Regions from separate parts of the Mus musculus genome. Here regions 1 and 3 are each linked to region 2. Evidence: chromatin loops called from intact Hi-C (ENCODE). Cell type or tissue: heart. All regions are shown on one strand. Each heading gives the region's core, and the rest is flanking DNA. Links, peaks and the distances in the headings are about the cores only.

Region 1 (7,524 bases), core at 823-5,822, 160 kb after region 2:
GCATTGCTCATTTCAATATGCTTAATATTTTATTAATTATCTGAGAACTTTATCTGTACATACAACATATTTTGCTCATTTTTATATCTCTTAATTCCTCCCAAATCCATCACCTTCAAATTTTGTCTTTTCCTCCTCCTCTTCCTCCTCCTCCTCCTCTTTTTCTTCTCTTCTTCCTCATCTTCCTCCTTTCCCTTTTCCTCTTCTTCTTCCTCATCTTCCTCCTCCTCCTCCCCATCCTTTTTTAAGTAACCCACTGAGTCAAGTTTCTATTAACCATGTACTCAAGTGTGTGGGCTTCTCCACTGGTACAAGATTGATGTACCAAGAGCTACATCCTTAAAGAAAAACTGGCCCTCTCTCTGCATCACTGTCCACTGTCCACAGCAACTCATGTTCAGGTAGGAGCTGGTGAACCCCTCCAGTCGCTGTGCTGGAATGTTAACTGGCTTGACCTCGTGGAGGCAACTTCAGCTGCTGAGAGTGGCTGAGTGCAGCCAGCAATCCTGCCATGTCCCGAAGATTGTTTCCCTTTCGTCCTCCCTAGCCTCTGGCTCTTGCAGTCTTTCTGGCCCCTCTTCTACAATGCTCCCCAAGCCTTGGGGGAAGGGTGGTATAGATAGACTTTTCACTTCTCATTTTTGGCAGAGAAGCCCACAGATATTTATTCTTTGCATTTTAACAAGGGGCTGGGGGGGGGGTGTTGATGAGTCCTGTGGATACAGCTATGCAGAGTTAGGACTTTCCATATCACAAAACAGCTAATTTCCTCGGACTTAAGTTGATTTTCCATCACTTGTCCGGGCATCACAGGGCCACAGACACTGCGATACGACACTAGAGCCCGTGAGAACCAACGCAAACACGTCAGTCTCCTGGCGCTGAACAATTTCCTTTTATGACTTCATACCTCATCAGAGAGCATCTCCCTGCTTTTATTAAGCTGGTTTGTGCATTGCATTCCATCAGGGACCCTGGGTGAGGAGAGAAACCCAACACAGCGGTGCTAGTGTGAGTTCATCTTGCTTTCCCTGGAATAAAAAATAATCACATTTGCAACTAGATCTAAGAGAAAGTTCATTAATAAATGCTATAATAATAATAATAATAATAATAATAATAATGCTAATGACATGTCCACAACCTGAAAAATAGGAATCAACATTTTTAAATTCTCAAATTTAGCAATTGTGTGTACTCTTCAACTATCTTTTTATTATTTTATTCTTTGAAAATTTCATATATGTATCCAATGAAACACAATGACATCCATTTCATGTTTTCCCTTCTAATTTTCCCTATACCTTTGCCCCCAGTACAACAGAGTCTCATTACTAATCAAAGGAATGAAAATAACAGACTGAGTGTTCAGTTCTAAGTGGGGCCTCTCTCTCTCTCTCTCTCTCTCTCTCTCTCTCTCACTCACTCACTCACACATGCATACACACACATACACTCACATACATACACACACTCACATACACACACACACACCAAGGTTCAGGAAATATCTCAGAAGAGGAGGAAGAAAGGACGCAAGAGCAGGATGTTGGTTGGAGTGCCATGAGGTGCCTCGTAGCCACACCCTGGCTATGACACCTCTAGGATACTGGAGGTCTCCTTTTACTTCTAGCCAACTTTTCCAAGGATAAGGGAAAATCCAGGAAGGTGATCAGTGTGTCTTTTGTACTAGCTCATGGACACGCTCAACCAGAATTATATACTGCCATTGGCAAGTTGCCACAGCTAGAAGCTGGAGACACCATGAGGAATCAAGTAGACAGGCTCCCTGCCTTGGTGGAACCTGCAGTCTGACATGGAACAAAGTGGAGAATGAGCCAGTGGGTAAATACTATTTGTAAATATCGGTAAACACAAGGTGGAGCAAGAGCCAGGGTGATTGAAGCGTCATGGTGTCTCCTGCCTTCCCTGGGACAGGTTCCACTGACCCTGTTGCTACTTCCCTAGATGAGCATTCTCTCTCATATTTGTCCTTCCAAGGGTGAACATATCTAAAAACCAAACTATAAACATAGCCAGTTTGAATACAAATAGACACTCAGTGGAATATTGTAAACCCTTGCGCTCCATCATGAATTCGTTATTAGAAGTTGCAAACAAGACATTCTCCCTAGTGGAACAGGGCTTTGAAAGTGACACAGCACAGATCTGGAGCCCTCTTCAAATCCCAGACCTGTCATTTACTGTGTGTGTGGCCTTCTACAAGCGACCTCCCCTGCCTGTGCTCTCTCTCATCTGTAAACGTGGGTGTTAGGATCCCGGGACCCATCCAGGGAAGTTGTTGCAGGAAGAAATGAAATCATTTCTAAGCAGGGCTCAGCTGGAGCCTGTAGCCTCAGCTCTGCAGGAAGGGAGTTTCCTTGTAAGTGTTGGCCTGCAGAAGGCCTGTCCCCATCCAGCTGTGGTTGCACGGAGGAGTTCAGGAGCTAACAGCTAACAGCATGGTCAAACTGGGGAAGTAGCCTGGAATGGGGAATGTGGCTGCTCACAAATAGGAGTTCATCAAGTGGTTTTTCTAGTCCTTGGCTGCTGGCGGTTCTTTCTTCTCCAGCAGCTGGCTGGGGAATGTGACCTCTAAACCCGTGCCAGTTGCCCACTTGATGGAAGCCATATTACATGCTTCCATTAAAAAAAAATGAGCACACAGGATGGGGAGATGGCCTTGTCATTAAAGAAAGCATGAGGAGATGAGTTCTGTAGAACATAAGTGAGAAGAAAAAAGCAGAGAGACTAGGCATGGTAACATGTGCTTATCAAATCATCACTGGGGAGGTGCAAATAGGCACATCCCAGGGACTCCTTGGCCAACCAGCCCAGCCTGCTTGGTACACTTGGAATGTTCTCTGACCTTTAAACATACACACATTGCACCTGCAAACACACAAATGTTCACACCGCACTTACACACATACAAACTCAACACAATGAATACAACTAGGTGTGTTGGTACTTGCCTGCAAACCAAAATTCAAAAGGCTAAGACAAGAGCATTGCAAATTGAAGGTTAGCCTGAGTTATATAGATCTCTCTGTCTCTGTCTCCCTCTCTCTTTCACACACACACACACACACACACACACACAGGTACACAAAAACAAAATCCAGGTGAACCTAAGTCTTTGGTTGGTGTCACCCTGGCTCTTCCATGGCAGCCATAGCATCCTCTCACGTCAGAGGTGAAGTATCTTCATGGATGTGCAGATTTGATAATGTGCTTTGGAGATTGATGATCACACATAGCATAGGATTATAGCATAGTCTGCAAAAGAAAAAAGCCATCGCAGAGAGCCTAGACATAATAGACACTAATCTAGATGACTTCAGAAGCCTTCTCCAGTGTCTATCACAGGAAACACAGCAGTCTAGCTTCCTCCCTCTGGGCCATGACAGACCCATTTTGACCAGATGGACCCATGGAGGGGAAAGGCCTTGTGAAGTTTCAGTTAAGAGGGATGTGTCCTACAGACAAAGTCTAGTGAGAGAGTGGAACAGAGTGAGCTCTTTGATACTGCCAGTTCAAGTATAGAAGCCGAAGAGGTAACAATAGCCCATCCCCTAGTGGCCAGAGCATTGTAAGGGAGTAGAGAAAATGCATGAAGATACCATAACAGGTAGAGAGGGTCAAGCCCAGGGTGGCAGGCTGTGTCTCTCGGAGAGGCCTGGAAGTGGGGTGTTACCTGTTGGAGGCAATGTCTGAGTGCTAACTCACAACATGGTGGCATTGGGAACTATGGAGGCTCCATCTCAACTTTCTTCTAGTTAGTAAAATCAGCTCCTCACGATAAGACTGGCTGGGGGAACTCTGGGAAGGAGAAGTAAGTCATCCAGATGAAAGGGGGAGGCAAAAGCTTTATCCAGATAGAGGAGAAGCAACGTCTGAGCAAGGAGTCCTCAGAGATACGGCAAGCGAGCCCAGGGAACTGGGATGGGAGAATCTAGTCACCTTGGTTACAAATAAACATTAAAGGATAGACTGATGAAGGAAGTTTGAGATGCTGGAGACACCCAAGCTGCCTAGCTTCCACACGCATATCAGACTTCCTGTTTTCTGGCATTCCTCTGATAAAAGGAAGCTGCTCCTGTCTTACGTTGCTTTGTTGTGTATGGATGTTTTGAGGGAAGTCCATTCTTCCAGCCTTTCCACCAGCCAGGGGCGATAACGAAGTTATTTATAATCCTTTCAACTATGAAGAATATAAAGAATAGAGTTTCCCTCCTTTGCTTCTGCAAAGCTGCTGTCGCACTATGTGCTGCTGTGAGGAGAGATACAGGTGGAACCCACATGTTCCCAAGCAGGGAAAAGATGACTTCTGCACCCCCACCCCCGACCTGTGCCCCCACCACTGGGCTGCCAGTGGTTTGAGCTGTGTGTGCAGAGGTGCACACGCTGGTCACGAGGTTATCCAAGTGAAGACTCAGTTTCCGAAACATCCAAAAACTAGGCTCACCAAGGGACACTAATATACACTGACTCAGTCTTAACTTTGTGGCATGATGCTAGAACTCTTTCGCAGGATACAATGATCCTGGAATTGAGGACGCCTGTGACAATTTATCTGCAAACACAGAATCACCAAGAAAGGCTTTTGATTAGCTGAGTCAAATCTGTTTTGTCAGGTTGTTTCCAAGGAAGCTACTAGAACAGGCTACAGAGGATCACCAGCCCCAGGAAGAGCCTGGCTTTTCCTCCACGCCCTAGGAGGAGGAAAAGGACCTGCCCTTTGTCCCTGGCTGAACCAAAGAAGCAGTCGCAAATGCTTCAGGGAAACACTTGTGTATCCTCAACTTCTCCAAGATTGCCAAATAAAGCCTCATCTAAAGCCAGGAGCACTTTTGGCCCAAGTCACATTACCAATCCCAAACCGGACATGTGAAGTCATACAACATAGATTGGCAGTGCCAGTAAACAAAGCTGCTCTTTTAAGATTCTGTCTTCATGGTCAAGGGTCATCTGGATAAAATAAACAGAAAATAAAGCCAACTAGGAGCAGGTGTGAATGTTGCCTTGTTACAGGAAACTGATAAACAAAGGTATCCCTCTCTCCCTGATTAGACATTCCAAGAATGAGGGTCTCTTAGTCACTAGAACAATATTTCTTTTATCTATAGTAAAAAGGGAGCAATATAAAATAAGAGAGATAGAAAATGAACCTCAATATATCTATCCCCTCTCCAGTTGTAGAAATGTTTAACTGATTTTTAAATAAACTCTTATGTCTTCAGCGTTTTCATCACTAAAAGAAATAGTTTTAAGTCAAAAATGAAGAAGTAAACCAGAACTTCTGTTCAGCTGCAGAACAAACACACTTGTTTATGGCTAGCCTTTCCTGAAAGACCACTTCAACGAGAGCAATGGAATTATGAATCAGGAACTAATAAGAACAAACAAGAGACAATAGGACATGACAGCCAGTGAGAAAAGATACCAAGTGGTAGATGATGGATGGGTGAGTTTAAACACGGAAGATAGACCAGAGCTGAAGCTGCAACCCCTGAAAGTCGTTCATGATGCTGCAGGACTCCAGAAAAGCTTAGATTGGAGGCACAAGTTACCGCTGGACACATCAGTACAGAAAATGGCCACAAAGATAGAAGTGACAGACAAACTTTAAAATTCCTTAGACCATAGGTTCTTCTTTCCCACCACACTGCCTACCCACTTCTCCTTCTCCACCACTGCACAGAACACTTTCCAGAGAGGCTGCATCACAGTGGAACTGGGTTTGGTTCACCTGGCTACCCAAGGATGTTAGCAAAGCAGCACACTGAAAGTGGACATTTAAGTCTACATGAGACGCGTCTAGCATGCCTACTTGGCCTTTCCTCTGTGCTCTGAAGATGTCCATCCTCCATATGGGCATTTCTGTCTAAAGACACTGGTACATCCAGAAGAGGATGTCCTCCAGACAAGTGCACAACCCTGAGAGGAGTGTCTGTTCAGCCTGTTGCCAGGTAACAAGGTCACCACCAACAAGCCCTTTTCATATGCCCGATTTCCAATAAGCTCACCAGCATCTCCCACCAGCCAACCAGCAGCCTCACATGTTTAAAGAAAGGCACTCAGTTGAAAGATTAACATCAAAATAAACAAACAGGATGAGAGAAAGAACTCTCAGAAAACAAAGTGAACAGAATCCAGTGGCAAACCTCCATTGATATTAATAACATATTAATATTCTCAGAGATGAAAGACATGTGCCCACATGAAACAGTGAAAGATTTTTTAAAAAAGGAATATTAAGAAAACAATAAAGATCTTACTAATTGAAACAGTTGTTCAAGAAGTATTTTTTTTAATGCTACCACAGACGTAGAAGATAAAACTGAAGAAATCAGAAAAGTAGGAAAGCACAAATGCTAACAAGATGAAATGTGGGATAGAAAATGATAAGACGCTTCAGAGAATGAAGCAAGGTCCGACGTTTGGGCAGGGGTGTGTTCAAGGGAGAGTGGAATGAATGACTGTGAGAGAGGGCTGTGATGTCTTCTAAAAATGTCCTCAGAGCTAAAGACCAATGGTCATTAAGTTTCAGTCCATCAAACAAATACACTTATTCCTGTACAAGGTGTAGCTTCACGACGTTTTAAAGGCGAGATTCTAACCATTTCCTGCAAAGGTAAGGAGGAAAGAAGACATATTAAAAGCAAGCAAACAAATAAACAAAACCAGAAAGTAGGTTTCTTCACAGGAACAATGGAAGTTCACCAGTAATGGAGCCAAGTCCTTAACATTCTAACGTCATCTACAGTTTTGATTTTTATACTGCCGACTATGAGGATCTACTGTGCAATATAAGGACCATTATTCAACTGTGACCAAGGAAGTCAAGACTGGAAATTATTTGGGCTCTTAAACCTCATGTGTAGCCTCACCTGGCTTGTTCTTGAGAGACTGAAATCGAAGAATTGAGGTTTTGGAAGAAGCCTACCACTATTTGAACCAATCGCTCTCGGACTGAGATACGTATTTTATCCCTCCTGCAAAGATGTGGGGTATGGAGCAAGTAGAAAACTTCAACAGATTTTTAAAATGAAGCAACTGGTAACTTCGAGAAAAGCAGAGAAGTTTGTAATTAAATAAATACAGTGAAAGCAAATACCTCTAAACAACATGTACAAAGTCAAAGAGCACATTGACCTCCTACATCTAAACAGGCGACGTGCAAAGGAGGGGGGGGGGGACACTTTATTTTCCACAAGGAAAAAATAAAGTAAATTTACATTCTTAAAAAAATTACTTGGCATGCAGTTTCCTTTCAAGCAGGCAGTCTCTTTCTGAAAAGAACCCTGGATTTCAGGGGCTGGGCTGAGACACACCACCTGCGCCTCCTCAGGGTTCTCACCTCTAGATCTGGAGTGAAGGCTTGGAATGTGGACACCTGTTTCTAGCTTTGCTTCAGATAGACATTAACACCAGATTTGCCAGCTTAGAAATCATGAACCCTACCCACGTCTTTTCTTGTGTGAGGGAATGAGTTTGTCTATCATAGTAAAGTGTCAAGAC
Region 2 (7,524 bases), core at 828-5,827:
TGGATGAATTACTGATAGTGACTTGAAGAGCTCCCCCCTAAGTTTACGAAATGCTACTCAGGAGCACTGAGGGCCATGTGGAGCTAAATGAAAGTGCATGGGAACCAAGCAGAGTGCTATCCTTGAGTCTAACCCAACATGCCCAAAGTCTACCATTGACTCTTCAAAGAGTCCCCAATACATATGAAATCAAGTTTCTGAAAACACATTGGCTGAGAGGTATACAAGACTGTCAACATCAAAATACATCCAGGGGGGTGACTGAATTCAAAACGTAAAACAGTTCTTTAAGGGGACTAAGGAGATGGCTGGGTTGGTAATGGGCTGGCCTTAGAAGCATGAAGAGCTCCATTTGCTCCCGGAACCCTTGTGAGGAGCCAGCTGTACTAACCAGCCACTTTCAATCCAGATGCTGGGGACGCAGAAACAGGTAGGTCCCTGGGTCTTCTACTCTAATCAGTCCACTCCAGGTCAGTGAAAGGATTAGGGGTGGGAGATGGGTGAGAGGAACAAGAAGGGGAGAAGAGAGGGAAGGGAGAAGAGGGGGAAGGGAGGGATGAAACCCAAGGTTTAGCCTTGCCTTCATACACATGCATGTACTCCTCAGGTGAAGAGAAACCAAAACACACAGTGGTGATGCTTAAAGAAGCCAGCACTAAACCAGAAAGACAGTGCACAGCCTCGTGTGTCTTGCCATGTTTTGGAATGCCAACCTTAGACTATGATTCCATGTAAGAAGTAACTGGTGGCCTGATCTTTATTCCTTGTTTTTTCCTAGAGAAAGAAAGGAAAAGTGGTAAGTAATCTTCAAACAACAGACACAGAAGGTCTGCTCATCCACAAAGTAGAGGAAAGTGGAAATGAGAAATAAAAGATCAAAGAAAATTAGTGAGGTTTATTATTATTTATCATCTCCCTTACTAGTTTATTATGAATTAGAAGAATATCATATTCAACAGTGAATAAGAAAAAAAAGTTATATCTTAAAGTATGTATCTGAAAGCACTCCTGAAAGGGAAAAATAGATACCTGAATGCATGTAACTTTAGAAGAAAAAAATTCAAACAATAAAAACAATCTGCAGGAAGAAGGGCTAGGTAGGATGGGGCGAGGGAAGGGGCCAGCCTTACTTTATGCTGATGAGGACATTTCATCAAAGCACTACAACTACTAGGAATATGCCGGTTGTAGGAGCTTGTTGGCTATGAAATTACTATTCAAGAAGTCCTGTTTCCACAGAAACAGAGAGACCAAAAACATCATTGCCACAAACAGCAGCAAGAATCCAGGTGAGACTCTCAGGTGTAAACTTAGCCAGGAGGAAGCCAGGAAGAGGCTCAGTCAAGATGGCTGGGAGGAAATAAACAAATAGAACACAGTGTGGACACTGAACACTTAAAGGTTTTCCCAAATTAATGCGTTAGAAAAAAAATCACAATTCCTTCAGAACTTTCAAGCATCATTCTAAAACAGCCGTATACAAGGATTCTATTCAAGACATATGGCAAATTGGAACTATTTTGAGCCATTTGAGCTACTATATACAATGAGGTTAAATTCATGAGACAATACAAAATTCAATTTTTGTAGCATGATAATAACTTAAAAATCATTTTCTTGGGGACAAAAAGGCAGTAAGATTCTGACATAGGAATAATTAAGTAAATATACAGAAAATAATAGAACCCAGAAATAATAAAACAGGGATTTCCATGTTGCATAGAACCATTCCAAGCAGTGAAGGGGAAAGAGGCCATAGGGTGTCAGGGCAGCCAGCCAGCACTGAGTCACTGCCTCTGCTTCACACCAGAATTAACTTCACTTGGGCCAAACACTTGGGCTTTTGAAATGGAATTATAATGGTTCCTAAAGAACCATGAGTTTCTTAAACTGGAAATGCCTAAAATGGTTATAATTGTCCCCTTTTCTCCTTCAAAAGCTAAACAGATAAAACAAGGAAGCAACTGATGATGCCAGCTAACATAACATGTGGAAAACTCTGTGAGGGTGGGCCAAGTTCTAGACCCTACACAAGTCAAGGCGCAAAGATCTGGAGGTCTCCTAAAGGCACTGATGGCAGGTTAAGGGGATGTTTTAGAGGCTGTGGGGGTGGGGTGTCTGACACGTGTTTGTCCATGGGTTTGGCAGACCCAAAGGTAAAATGCCTAAGGAGATGAACGAGCTGTCAAGAGAGGTAATTCAATAAAGATGCAGAAGTACTACAAGAGCATGAATGCAAATGGCGGGGCAAAACCAGCCACTGGTAACTATCGTCCCTGGCCAAAGCTGTGGGACATCTGGTCCTGCAAAGAGACCCTTGGACTGTTCCAGCGACCACATAGGGTCAGCTGCGAACACTGCTTTAAATTTTCTACCACAAGACTTAGTTTTTCACAAGTACTTCCTTACTATACAAACATGCTCTTCCCCTTCTTTTCCCTCCCTCCCTCATTCCCTCCCTTCCCCCCACCCCTCCCTGTCTCTCTCTGGTTCACACACACAGCTTACTCTAGCACTCACACTTCACAGTGTCATCCTCTCAACAGCCAACAGCCACATGACAGATGTTTCTTTGGTGACAATGCCGCAGATGCAGAAACCAAAAAGGAAGGAGAGTCCCGTGGCAACTGAGCAAGCCGAACACACTGCTTGCCCTAAAACCCAAGTTCCTAAGTACTAGCTTTCAAACCTCTTCACTTTTTATTGTGTGTGTATGATGTAGGGGTGGAGTACACTGTGCCGCAGCACAATACAGGACAATTGGTGACATTGATTCTCTTCCTCCACCTTTATGTGGGTTCTTGGGCTCTGACTTGGCTCATCACGCTTGTGTGGCTTTGTCTGCTGAGCTCTCTTGCCAGACCTGGAGCTGCTTTTTCTTACCTGCCTATTTTTATAAGAATGGGAACTGAAAATAACTCAATATCACTATATTCACGTTAAGTATATCAGTCTTGAGTGCTAAAAAACGTTATTTACCGATGGGTGGAGTTCACAGGGAGACATGAAAACTAACTAAATAAATAGATAAAAAGCAACAATCTAAGAAATGTTAGTCAAAAAGGAAGAGCAGGGGCTAGTGTGGTATGTATGTGACGTTTCCTCTCTCGTGCAAGACTGCAGCGGGAGGCAGCAGCCAGCACTGGACACCTCTAGGGACCAGAGCTTTGCCCCTGGTAATCAGATGGATGGGGACTCGCGGGAGAGGCGGTAACTTTTTATCTAACATGTTGTTCTGTGTTCTTTGCTTCTTTTCTAATGAGAAGTTCTGATTTAAAAAAAAAAAAGCTAATTTTGAAATAAAGAATAAACATTTCCTGGATACTTCCTCAGGATATGAGTCTGTTCCAAGAGGTACACACCCAGATCAGAAGGGTTGGCCTCAGCCAGACAATACGATTTCTAGAAAGAAAGGAAAAAGGTGACTTCAAGATGGTCTGTTTCCTCATAAACAAGGCGCAGGCTGCCTGCACCTCTTCTGTGAATTGCTGCTGGCTTTTCCCCCCTTGGCTATTATACAGAGAAAGACTTAGGAAATCCTGCCCCGCCAAGGCTACAGTGCAGAGAGCCATCCTATTTTTATAGGACTTCTATCTGATGGCTCACGTTCAGCACAAACACACCCCATCGTTCAGGAGACAGGCGACCCCCCCCATTTCTGTACACAGCAGAAGTGTTCCCTGTTTCCTGCTTTCGTGGCCCCCATCACTGGGAAAAAGTTCTGAGTCCAGTGTCATCTACTAACCTCCTCTCTATGGGGACCTCTTGAAGCTGAAAAGGAAAGGGGGACAAAAAAATGCCAAGAGCTGCTGGAGCGGGGGCGGGGGCAGGGGTGGGGGCTGTGTCCACATACTACACCACCGCAAAGCTTTAGAGATTTTGAAAAGAATGATGTTAGAAATTCTACAACCAGGAAGGGCAGATAGTGGACTCCTAGCTCCCAAAACAACCACAGTGGAGGATTTTTTTTTTTTAAAGAAATTAGCATTTCATCGCACTGGGCTAGCGAGAGCACTACTTTAACATGCTGATAAATACCAACTGCCTAGTCATTTGCCTGTTTGCGAGTTTTCTATGACAGATAATTAACGAACAAAACCCACTTCAGTTAGGGAAGATCTACAGCTCTTATCAGAGGACTGGAGGTGTGTTCTTCTTAACCGCACACAGGCGTGGAGATTACATTTCAAGGACAGATTTATTCTGGGCTATTGTCCCGTTATCCACCAGAGGCTTGTGTGATGCAGGAAATCTGATCGGAATAAAGCACGGGGGCATATTTCAGAAAACCAATAATTGAGCTAACATTGAGCTCCTCGAGGTGCCCAAAGAAAACCCGGTGCCTCCCCCTCCCCCTCCCCTTCCCGCTCCCCCTCCCTCTCCTCCTTATCCTGCACTCTCTTAATCATGGCCCTGTTACCTGCAGCCGGGGTGCCCATCAGGGGCACAAGTGGGCAGAAGTCTTTGAGATTTATGGTAATTTGAAACCCAAAGCACTTCATGGGACCCCAAATCAAAACAATATTTTATATATAAGCCCCAGCAAGATTCCAAAGCTTGCCTCTCCTAACCCTGGGCTAGATCCAGCAGGCTGTGTTTTTGTCTTTTTTTTTTTTTTTTTTTTTTATTCCGTTAGAAGGCAGTTAAGTCAAACAATAGAAAACTGAATAAAACTCACTATATTTAAATTCTGTTTACTTCTTTAACCTTTGATTTCCCTCCATAAGAGGCACCTTTTCCAAGAACAAGCCCCAAATAGAGTCATTGCCTAATGACTAACGGCCGGTCCCCAAATCCTTGTGGAATAAACAGAATCTGTAACAAGATTCCTTTAACCATTTTTATTCTGTTCGTATTTGCACTGATTTTATAAGGGACGGACGAGCTGGCTCTCTCCCATCATCACAAACCCTGCATCCTGGGATGAAAGACCATTTAGGGCCCAAGTCTTAAACAAACTCCCCACTCAGCAGTATAATGAATGCTATGTATTGTTTCTTTTTATTGTGGCTGGCTTTATCGGTTCGATCAAGAAGCTGGGTGTTTGGTCCTCATTTTTAAGCAGAGGAGGGATCTGCTTCCCAATGTGAAACATGGCATCAAACAAGATTGCACGGGAGCCAGGGAAGTGAGTGCATGGGGCCTTGATGCTCATAGTCCCTTTTATCATGAAATGGTCGCACACCAGCTCCTCTCCGGAGACTGCCTGGAAGTATTTTCTTTACAGCCATGGGCCTCTGTCTAAGAGGCTGAGAAACAAATATGTGGTGTTACTGAAGGGTTGCATTAAGAAGAACAAAACCATATGGCACTACCTGAGACTCTGGTTGTGTGTAGCGGATGTTGCAGGCAAAGCTGGAAGAGTCTGGTAAGCAACCTGTGAACAAGGACAGGTTGCTTCCATCTGACCCACCAGCCTGTCTCCTGCGAAAAGATGTCCCACCTGTCCCTGATGCCTCCACCAGTGTTATGACCTGGGACAACCAGCGACTGCACAGAGCAGCTCCTCCTGGATCCGCTTAGTAGAGGGAAGACAGTGGCTTTAGTTTTACCCATTATAGCTGTCCAGCCCCATTCAAAGACAGAAACTGCTCAGCAGAAATCAAACCCAAGCAGTTTCTTACCATTACAACCTACAAAGGTGGATAGACTAGGAGACAATGTGGCTTGAATTTGGGTCATAAGACCAGAAAATATTGTCATATGTACTTGGAATTCCTGCACTGGTTGTCTGTTCCTGCCCTGCCAACCATTTGCAAAGGGAGAAAAGCTGCCTTTTAGTACAATAAGAATGGCTTTGTTCCTGTTGAGACGGGAATAAAGGCATAGTAATAACAGATAGCGTGTTTTCCACCCAATGTCAACAGGAATGGAGTCAATAGTCTGAAACAATAGAGTCTATAATGTCTCCCTGGTTCACTTTGCAAAGTGGAAACTGAAAAGAGGTGAGACATTTCTAAATGCAAAGAAGACACAGGGTTTCAAGATAGGATCAACCAGCACTGAGGACTGGAAGCAGAAGACACACCTGGTCCCTAACAATCACACTCCTTCATTTCTATGGATCAAACACTTAAACAGTAGAAAATAAGCACATTAGCCCAACCTCCCTGTTTTGTCATGAAATGGTTACTCACTAGACATAGTATTCTGAGTTCTCAGACACAGCAACATATAGCCATTTTCAAACATGAAACAAATCGAGAGTGATTGGCAAGCATGGTAAGGGGACACCTGTCCTATGATCTCACCACCTTGGAGGCAGAATCAAGATGATCATAAGTTCAAAACCATCCTCAAACATAGCACACATCAATTACCAAACCTGCCTGAACTCCATGGAGAGTCTGTCTCAAAAATAAATATGTGGAAAATAAAAACCACAGAGCTATTATCATCAATGTAGTATGGCCACATGCACAGAAACTCTCAGGATTAATATGGATATTTAACAGTCAGATCAAGTTATCTATAGGAAGAAAACTGGTAACTTACAGATATCACTGGAGAAGATAACGCTCGTAAGAAACAAGATGCAAAATTCAGACAAGACATATTAAATTCACAGTAAGAAGACTACAAATACTTTCTGAGTGGGACTAAAATTTTATAGGCTAGCGCCATGAGAGACTAGGTGCAGAGACAAGGAACTGTTTCCCAGCCAATGGAAAGGACGAGTGTCATCCATAGGCACAGCTTAGCACCTGACAGCCACTCTAAAATTTATGTTCTAAAGAAAGAACTAAGAACAGCTACAAAGTTGTTGGGAGACAAAGAACAATGGAGGGAAGCTTTCGCTGTCACAAAGACTCTCATTTAACTAATGGCTTTTCCATTTTAAAGGGCGACTCAGAGACCACAGGAAAGGAATGAGTATACAAACAGCCACGTTTAATAAATAGCATGAGGAAATATGCACATTCGTTAAATAAATCTGTCTCAGGATATTGGCATATGGTATAACCAAATAAATTCCAGATGGATAAAGGTAACCAAGCAAGTATATACTAAACAAATATGGAAGTTTAAAAAAAAAAAAAAAACTTAAGACTTTAGGTTTTACATTTCCAAGCTATAAATTCCACAAGAGGGAATGAGGTCTGTCGTTTTCATACCCATAGATTTGTAAAATTAATGAATGAATGAAAACATGAATGTGCCAAACTAGAAGAAAAATCGCTGAGAAGATGTGAATGGACTCGATGACTTGTGTCTTCAGATAAGATAGGCAAATGAATCTGGAGGAGACAGAGAATAACATGGTTAAAGATTAATAGTCTTAATACACAGGGATTTTACGAGTCAATAAGAAAAAGACAATCTGAAAAAAGCAGAGAAAGTAGAGAACATTTCAGTGCAGTTAGGGGAAAGTCTGAGAATGCACTGACAAGAGACTTGGATGAGGACAGCCCTGTGGTTCCAGGACTGAGTGGTAGGTGACAGAGATCCACCCCAGCCTTCCTTCCCAGGTGCTGGTATTTTTGCTAGCAGCTCAGAACTGAGAGACATTGACCTAATCTGCTA
Region 3 (7,524 bases), core at 823-5,822, 150 kb after region 2:
CAGACATAGAGTCAGAGTCCAGGTAGATGGCTCTCCTTCTGCCACCCATCTGGGTCAAATGTCTTGACTCTGCAGGGTGTTTTAGATTGGGAGATGGGAATTTATCATAGGAGTTTCTAGGAAAGAGGATGCTGGCACCCTCACAGTCTGTGTCTGCTCTCTCCAGGGAGCTGTGGATGGTGGTGCAGCAACTAGATTCTAATGGCAAAGTTCAGGGTGGCCATATCCCCTCCTCACCAAGGCCAAGGCCTCCACTAAGATTTAGTACCTAGAAATTGACTTCACACACACACACACACACACACACACACACACACACACACACATACACACATACACACATACACACACACACATACACACACACACACACACCTTTAGGGAAATATGTCTGCAGTAAATAATGTTCTTCAAAACTCCTGGACAGGCCAGGAAGATGACTCAGTTGGTAAGATATTTGGCATGGAAGCATAAGAACATGAATTAGATCCCAAGAACCCACAGAAACCCGGCACAGTAGTGTGCACTTGTAATCCCATCACTGGAAAAACAAAAAACAAAAACAAAAAAACAGAGACAGACAGATCGGTGGAACTTGCTGACCACAGACACGGGCAAGCAGTAAGTTTTGGGCCAGTGAAAGAACCACCCACCTCAAGAAACAAGGGAAAGTATACTAATAAAGGGCTCAACTCAAGGTGGGATATAATTGTGTCATCTTTGGGAATCGCATGCCAATGTTTAAGAGCTCAGGAGAACATGCCTAAAAGTGCTTACCTCGGTAATACTTTAGAGCAATATTTCAAGTCAATGGAAAGCAGACAGTCCTGGACAATGTCATTAGGAGAATTGGCTGTTCATTTAAATAAGAACATTTATATCTCCAATATTTTCCCAAAATTTAACTCATATCATTTAAATTATTCCAATGTTTTTAGATGATAATAACAACGAGTTATTTTTACATTATGGGGTCAAGAAAGACTTATAAATCCACAAGACAAGACAAATGGCGGTAGATTTAATGCACAGAGCGATTAGGAGCCGACCTATGTAAAGAAGGCCTACAAATCAATAAGAAAAAGACAAACAAGTCAATAGACAGATGTGTAAAGTGCTTAAGTGGGTTCTTTACAAATGAAGAAAGCCAAAAAGTCAATTAAACACAGTCTAAGTTACTCATTTGCATTACTACCGCAGGAAAGGAAAATTAAACCAAAATGAGAAACAATACACCTTCCACGGGGTCAAAATGAACATCCGACAATACCAAATGCTGTCATGGATGTGAGGAGCAGACATAGCTCTCTGGCCCAGATACAATAAGTCCAGGTTCTAAGGAGAACCACTGTCAGTAGCCAGAATTCAGATGAAATAAAACTTTTTCACAGCCAAGGTTGTGTGGAGAAATGCTATGGGTGAGCTGAAGTCCAGCATAACTCTCTATTCACAATACTCACAACTGGGGATACCCCACTATCCATCAAGAGATGGGTTTTAAAAGGGACCTGAATGTGTTTTTACGTACCAACATGGGATGGCTTCAAACAATGCCAAGATACAGTGACATATTAAGAAACGACTTCAGAACTTCTCAGGACCAACATAGCAAACGTAAGAGCTATTTAGAATCACCTCCATTTCTAGAGTGATCTTTGAGGTGATCCAGGGTTGCAGTTTGCTACAGTGATGCCATGTAGAAGCCAGCATACCACCCTGAGCATAGGTGACAGGCAGATGGATCCACACTATCTCTGTTCTTTTTACAGTTACAGCAAAATAACTACCCAGGATCCAGATTTCTTATCTTTACAGCTTACCACCAGCTGTCCAGAAATTTCAGCAAGTATTTGGAGAAGTTCTCTGGCAACCTTAGGTAGGTTTACATGTGGAAAGTGACTGCCGGGGTTGGGTCTTCTGAGCCGGGTTTGGCAGCCCCTTCCCTGGTGCCATGGAAACCCCAATGAAAACTGGGGTCTCTCAGGAATTGAAGGCAAATGGATTCTCTGGGGAAAAACAAAACAGCACCAGGTAAGAAGTAAGTGGGGCTTCAATTGTTCCTAAGCTGGACTTTAAATACATGGATGTCACCTTCCAAAGTAGACCTAGCAGCAAGAGACATGTGTCCACCCAAGACAATAAGTTTGGTTTCACAAAGTATAGGTCACTGTAACAGTGGAGGAGCCAGAAATTTTGTTAGGAGCAGGTCCTGGGCCTCAAGTCCTAGCCAGGCTGATGTCCAGACTCAGCCTCTATCGACAAGGCTGGCTGAGAGTCTATGTGACTCTACTCTTCGAGCTCTACAAAGCCATGTGACCTGCTGGGACTCAAGACCGGAGAACCTTCTGCTCCAGACACCTGAACTGCAGTGTCAGGAAAGCATGCCATGACCAATAACCGACTCAATAGCCTCGCACTGGCATGATGTAAAAGAAACACAATGAAGGAAAACTAAAAAAAAAAAAAATCAATCAAACAAACAGCAACATCCAACCAACCAACCAAACCAAGCAACAATAAACAAACAAAAACAAAACAAAACAGAATCTAAAACCCAAGACCCACTTTAATTGTAACATGCCTTTGAAAAAATGCATAAGCAAAATATATATATGTATAATCTGGTTTCTAAAAATGAGTTAGGTCACATGAAAACTCTCAGGAACCCATTGTCGATCTTATGTCAGACCCTGTGTTCTGGGTCCCAGCTCTATCTCTTGACAACCTGGGTATGTATAAAATATTGTATTTATCTTTAGTTTATAAAAATAAGTCTCCTGGAAGACTAAAGTCAGGGTGACATGTGGAGAGCAGCCAAGTGTAGGAAAGGCTAGGGAATTACAGAATGAAATTTGAGAGAACAACTGTAGGAAGGACCCTGAGCATGAGCACAAGCCGGTGACACTGATTGCTGTGGCCTTGGAAGCAGCCAAGGTGGAGACTTCCTTCTGGCACACTTGGCAGGCACCGTGAGGCTATTTCCTGTGGTGATGACGAAGAAATTAATTTGCCATATGCGTGCTGTGCATGCCTTTAAAGACAAAAGGGTGGTTTTAGCTCACCAGTGGCTTTTGGCCTCTCCAAAAAGAAGATCTGGGAGAAACTCCAGCTGCTTAATGATTCAGGCCTGATCTATTTCGGGACTACCTGGTGCACAGTCCCAGGCTTGCCTTTGAGATTTGTCTCCATCCCTCTCGTCAGGCTGTCAGCTCACTTCTGTTGTCATTCTCTGTCTTCCCTGAGTCCTCCCAGACTCCTTCCAGCCTGATGCTGCTCATCGACCATGGAATGGGGAAACAGAAATCGTCCTGAATTGCTTGTGGGAGCAGGATTGGGTACCACGGATGCTGGCCTAGGGCACAGTCATCCTAGATCTCAGAAATACTGTCCGATGCCAGTCATCCCAGATCTAAGAGACCGTGGGGAAGTATCATCCCCATGGCCTCACCAGTAACTCTCATTCCTGCTGGCTGGGTCACCTTGGTTCTGATGCCTGTTAGCCTCTCCAGGCCTCAGTTTCCTCATCTGCAATGAGAGGAAAACAAGAGCACTCACTCTAGCCCCCATAGGACAATGTAGAGAGGATTTAGAACAGTCCCAAGTCTCATTCAAATGATACTCAGGCTAGATTCAAGTACAGAGCTTGGAATGAGGGGAGTTCCCCCAAGCAGTTTCAGCCTCTTCATGATGTTCTCCCAGTCAGAGAACTGTCCCTAAACATTTTTGAATGTTCTACTCTTGAGGATTAAATTTGAAAACTAATGGGAACTGGGGAAGAGCCACAGGGAAAGGTCAAGATGCCAGGCCTGGGATCAGGCGCGACACCATGAGCTCAGTGAGAACCCAGCGCTCTGCCCTAAACTTCTTTGGAAACTGTGACAAATTAAAATATATCCACTTGATATTTTGCCCAGTTTTATTCATTTACCTAAGACTTTGGGAAAAAACCAGGCGTGTTTACTTTCCCCAGTTCAAGGCAAGGAAGTTTTCAACCAGAGAATACAACATAAAAGCCGCTTAGTAACACACATCCTTGGATGTCTGTAAGAGAGAACGGGTTTCGTTTTCCTAAATTCATTTTTCTGCCTTAAAGGATAAAGATTCCTAAGCCCAGCCAGTCTGTGCTCACGGTTCAGGGACCCTTTAAGCCCATTTACATGGGGGCAGATATTGAAATCTTTCCAAATGTGTGAGCATATGAATTATGGCTGCAGATAATCCAAGTCTCTTTGTAAGAGGCTCTAGTCCAAGAGCCCCTCCACCACTCTGACTAGGAATGCCTTTTGCATGGGGGCGGGGACGGGACTCTTCTTTCTTCAAACGCCTTCTTCCTTTGCTGGTGTTTTCCTTTGGAATCTCTTGTCATTTGATTTTAATTGCATCCCTGCACTTGGGTGCAGCCCGAAAAAGAAAAAGAAAAAAAAACAATCTCCCTGGGCTGCTCCCCAAACCCACACTCTCTGCAAAGGGGTACTGTGGCACTTGCTTATAGCCCAGCCAAGACTCTACCCAGCAGTCTCTCAAAAGCACAAGATTCATCTTATTCTCTGCAAGAGTGCTTTTCTTTTGCAAAGTAAGAAAGGATAAGGACAAGAAAGCTTTGCCATCCTCCTCATGGACAAAAAGATGGGAAATTGATCCCAGGGTTTATACAGCCCTCCGCTAGCACCTGCCTCCTGCCTCCCGCTAGAGGCTCCGTGAATCCACAGAGTGGGCTTCGAGATTCCCCCGGCTTATGTCGATGTTCCTCCACTTAAAATAAAGCAAAATAAAGTGATTTAAAGATGTCCTACTTTCCAAGGTCTACAGACCGTCTGCAGAACATTAAGGGAGATTGGCTATCTGCCCAAAGTGTTTTTCCAAACCACCTCTTAAATATTTCCTAGCCAGAACAATGTATAAAGCCCACACTGTCATCTCGGAAGAGGGAAGACGGATGCTCTCCTGTTGCTCCGAGCCTCTGCTTGGCCCCAAGGCCCCCAGGTACTGTTAAGTGTCATTGTGATCCAATACCCATCTGCCAGGCTAGAGCCTTGGGGTGCTTTCAATGCCAAATTTATACAGGCTGATATTTGCATACAAATATGTAGCTAGAAATGAATACTATAATTAGCAGCTACACAGTGTGCGGGTCTCTACTCTTTAAGCTTCCTGCACAATTTGGGAAGATACAAAATTGTGAGTTTCGGTTCAGATTTTCCTCGTTGCCTCAGACATATGTCCCAGGCTGGCTTTGAAGAACAATTAGAGCTACTCTAGATCCCAAGCCTGAGGCCTGTTCATTGAGTCAGGGTGTGTTTATCTGATAGGGAAACTTCATTTTGTTCGAGGGCCTGGAAGGTCAGACCCACAAATCAGCGGGAGCAAAGAGGAGGAATATCCCTCTCCAAGATGCTCGGGAGACAACACTCAAATATGATCTGAGGAAGCCCATTGTTTCCTATCACCTGTGTCAGGTCTCAGATCTGGGTCACCGTCCGGTAATTAGGTGAAACAATTAAAACCTGGATGTTTTGTAAAGGAAACCGGCAAGAATTAATTCAAACTTAATTGAAGTGAGGCAGCAACTGTCTTGGATAAGCTGGCTGGAGACAAAAGGCAATCCTTGCTGGGGGCTGAGCAATGGGGGTGGGGCGTTTCAGCAGCCCTAGGGACAGGCTCACTCCTGCAGGTTTAGTAGACAGGCTTTCCTTTCTGATGTGAATGGATGGATGGATGGATGGGTGGATGGATGGGTGGATGGATGGATGGGTGGGTAGATGGATGGATGAGTGGATGGATGGACGTACGGGAGGACAGATGGATGTGTGAAAGAAACATGTCATAGAAGCTCTCCATTTGTTTTTGGGTTGGGGGTGCAATGTCAATTCATTGTCTGTGTGACCCAAAGCCCATCTTACCACATATGGGCAGTGACATCATATAACCTTGGTCTAGGCTAACGGGTGCAAAGATGCATGCTGAGAACAGGCTGTCCACACGGGGACTGGATTCTCTCCTTTCTGTCACCCTTAGTTCTCCTAAAATATAATGGTCTTTTTTTTTTTTTAAGCAAAGATTTGTTGGCACTTTCTTTTGAATTGGCTGGCTAGGGAGATAAGTCAGATCACGTGTATGGTTCTGTACGATGGGGCAAAGGAGGATGCTTATTTTAGAAAATCAAGTTGAAATAACAAAGTAAAACACACATGCCTACAAGCTCCCAGCCTCTTTCCAGCCTCTCTCTCTCTCCTTCTTTTCACTTGAGCGCAGGGCTATGTTACCTAGGCATGGGGCCCACTGGAGATCAGAACTGTGCCCTAGAGAGCTGGTTTAGGGCTGCAAGGACCATGATCGTGTGGGAAACAAGGTCACCAGACAACGCTGCCAATAGTGACACTGTGTCTGTAGCTGGTTGGAAAACGAAATCGTACAAAACCTCGGGCTCAATTAGAAGCCCTTCCTGACCACACCTGGGCTTGATCTGGTCATGGAAGGGCCACTGAAAGCCTCCTCTGCTCAACTGGCTCTCTTTCAATAGAAGGGCTGCACAGGAGACAGACTTGTACTGGGCAGAAATAAATGATTTTCCAAGGTTACCAGTCAGTGGAGATGCGTGGAAAGGTCTGGACCCCTGAATTCCACTCCACTGCTCCTTAGTCACCAGGCCAGCCGCCTTGTCAAATGTGTGGCTGAGTTTCATCTCTGCCCTGATGACAATGAAGGCCATGGCATCTATTAATCTTCACTACAGTCCCTAGGAACTAGTTAAGCATGAAGGGTGACAGCCCCGAGCCCTAGGGGCCTTGACAACTGCAGGTCCTCGGGGCATTACGAATCAGGGATCTCGGGAGTGAGAAATAAGTTCAGCTGCTTTTCTGCCTCCTGGTCACTGGAGGCCCAGCAGCCTGTCTCCTCGGCTGTAAGGACTGGGCCTTAACTGTCAAGTGCTAGTCAAGTAGGTTTGTCAACAACCCCGAGCAGGACAGGAGGCAGAATGGGCTCAGCAGATGAAATACTACACTGTCACCTATGTCCTAGCCCAGCTGGTCCTGCTACAGCCCAAGTGGCCCAATGGCTTATGTATGGGCAAGTCTAGGGTCCATCTGTTGAATGAAGGCCTGATTATTTCCATTCCAAGTCCATGCACAGTGACACAGCCTGTCTCTCTCTACATCTATATCAACAGGCCACTCTGGCAAGACACACACACACACACACACACACACACACACACAGCACCAGGGTCTCATGCCCATCTTCCAAGTTAGGACAGCAGCCACCCCTGCTCAGATGCTGATATTCCCACTGAACCCATGTTTTTTTGTTTTGCTTTGCTTTGTTTTTCTTCAAGCAATACAGAGCAATGCTCCTTACCTTTAAAAAGGAAATTTACGAGTCCAGCCTAGGGATTTATCTCCCACCTCCTTAGTCCCCACCCCTCCTTAAGTGATAAGAAGCAACTGGAACAAGACTCTGGGGTGTCATGCTGTCAAAAAAATTCTTAATGAAATTAAAGCCCTCACACACTCATTGGTGCTATTT

What was found. A loop is a pair of places that touch in the nucleus more often than their neighbours do. Peaks named below come from ENCODE experiments on the same cell type or tissue, not always from the same donor. Only the 100,000 strongest peaks of a DNase experiment are listed, where the experiment ranks them.
Region 1: a loop joins it to region 2, with 11 times the contacts of the local background. A loop is called at or near these places in 4 of 42 quality-filtered maps.
Region 3: it touches region 2 in a loop (3-fold over the local background); 4 of 42 quality-filtered maps call a loop at or near these places.

The regions. Positions count from the first base shown.
Region 1 is chr7:136,848,164-136,855,687 of GRCm38, forward strand. No RefSeq gene overlaps it. Among named protein-coding and RNA genes, the nearest start is that of Mgmt, 43 kb to the right of the region's middle. In heart, for the core only: a CTCF peak has its summit at 3,570; DNase peaks (open chromatin) are centred at 2,368 and 4,748; H3K27ac peaks cover 491 bases.
Region 2 is chr7:136,686,304-136,693,827 of GRCm38, forward strand. The region is part of intron 4 of Gm6249 (predicted gene 6249); the gene reads right to left. Among named protein-coding and RNA genes, the nearest start is that of Gm29978, 9.6 kb to the left of the region's middle. In heart, for the core only: no CTCF peak of the experiment used is centred there; a DNase peak (open chromatin) is centred at 3,478; H3K4me3 peaks cover 864 bases; H3K27me3 peaks cover 616 bases.
Region 3 is chr7:136,836,201-136,843,724 of GRCm38, forward strand. No RefSeq gene overlaps it. Among named protein-coding and RNA genes, the nearest start is that of Mgmt, 55 kb to the right of the region's middle. In heart, for the core only: no CTCF peak of the experiment used is centred there; a DNase peak (open chromatin) is centred at 3,011.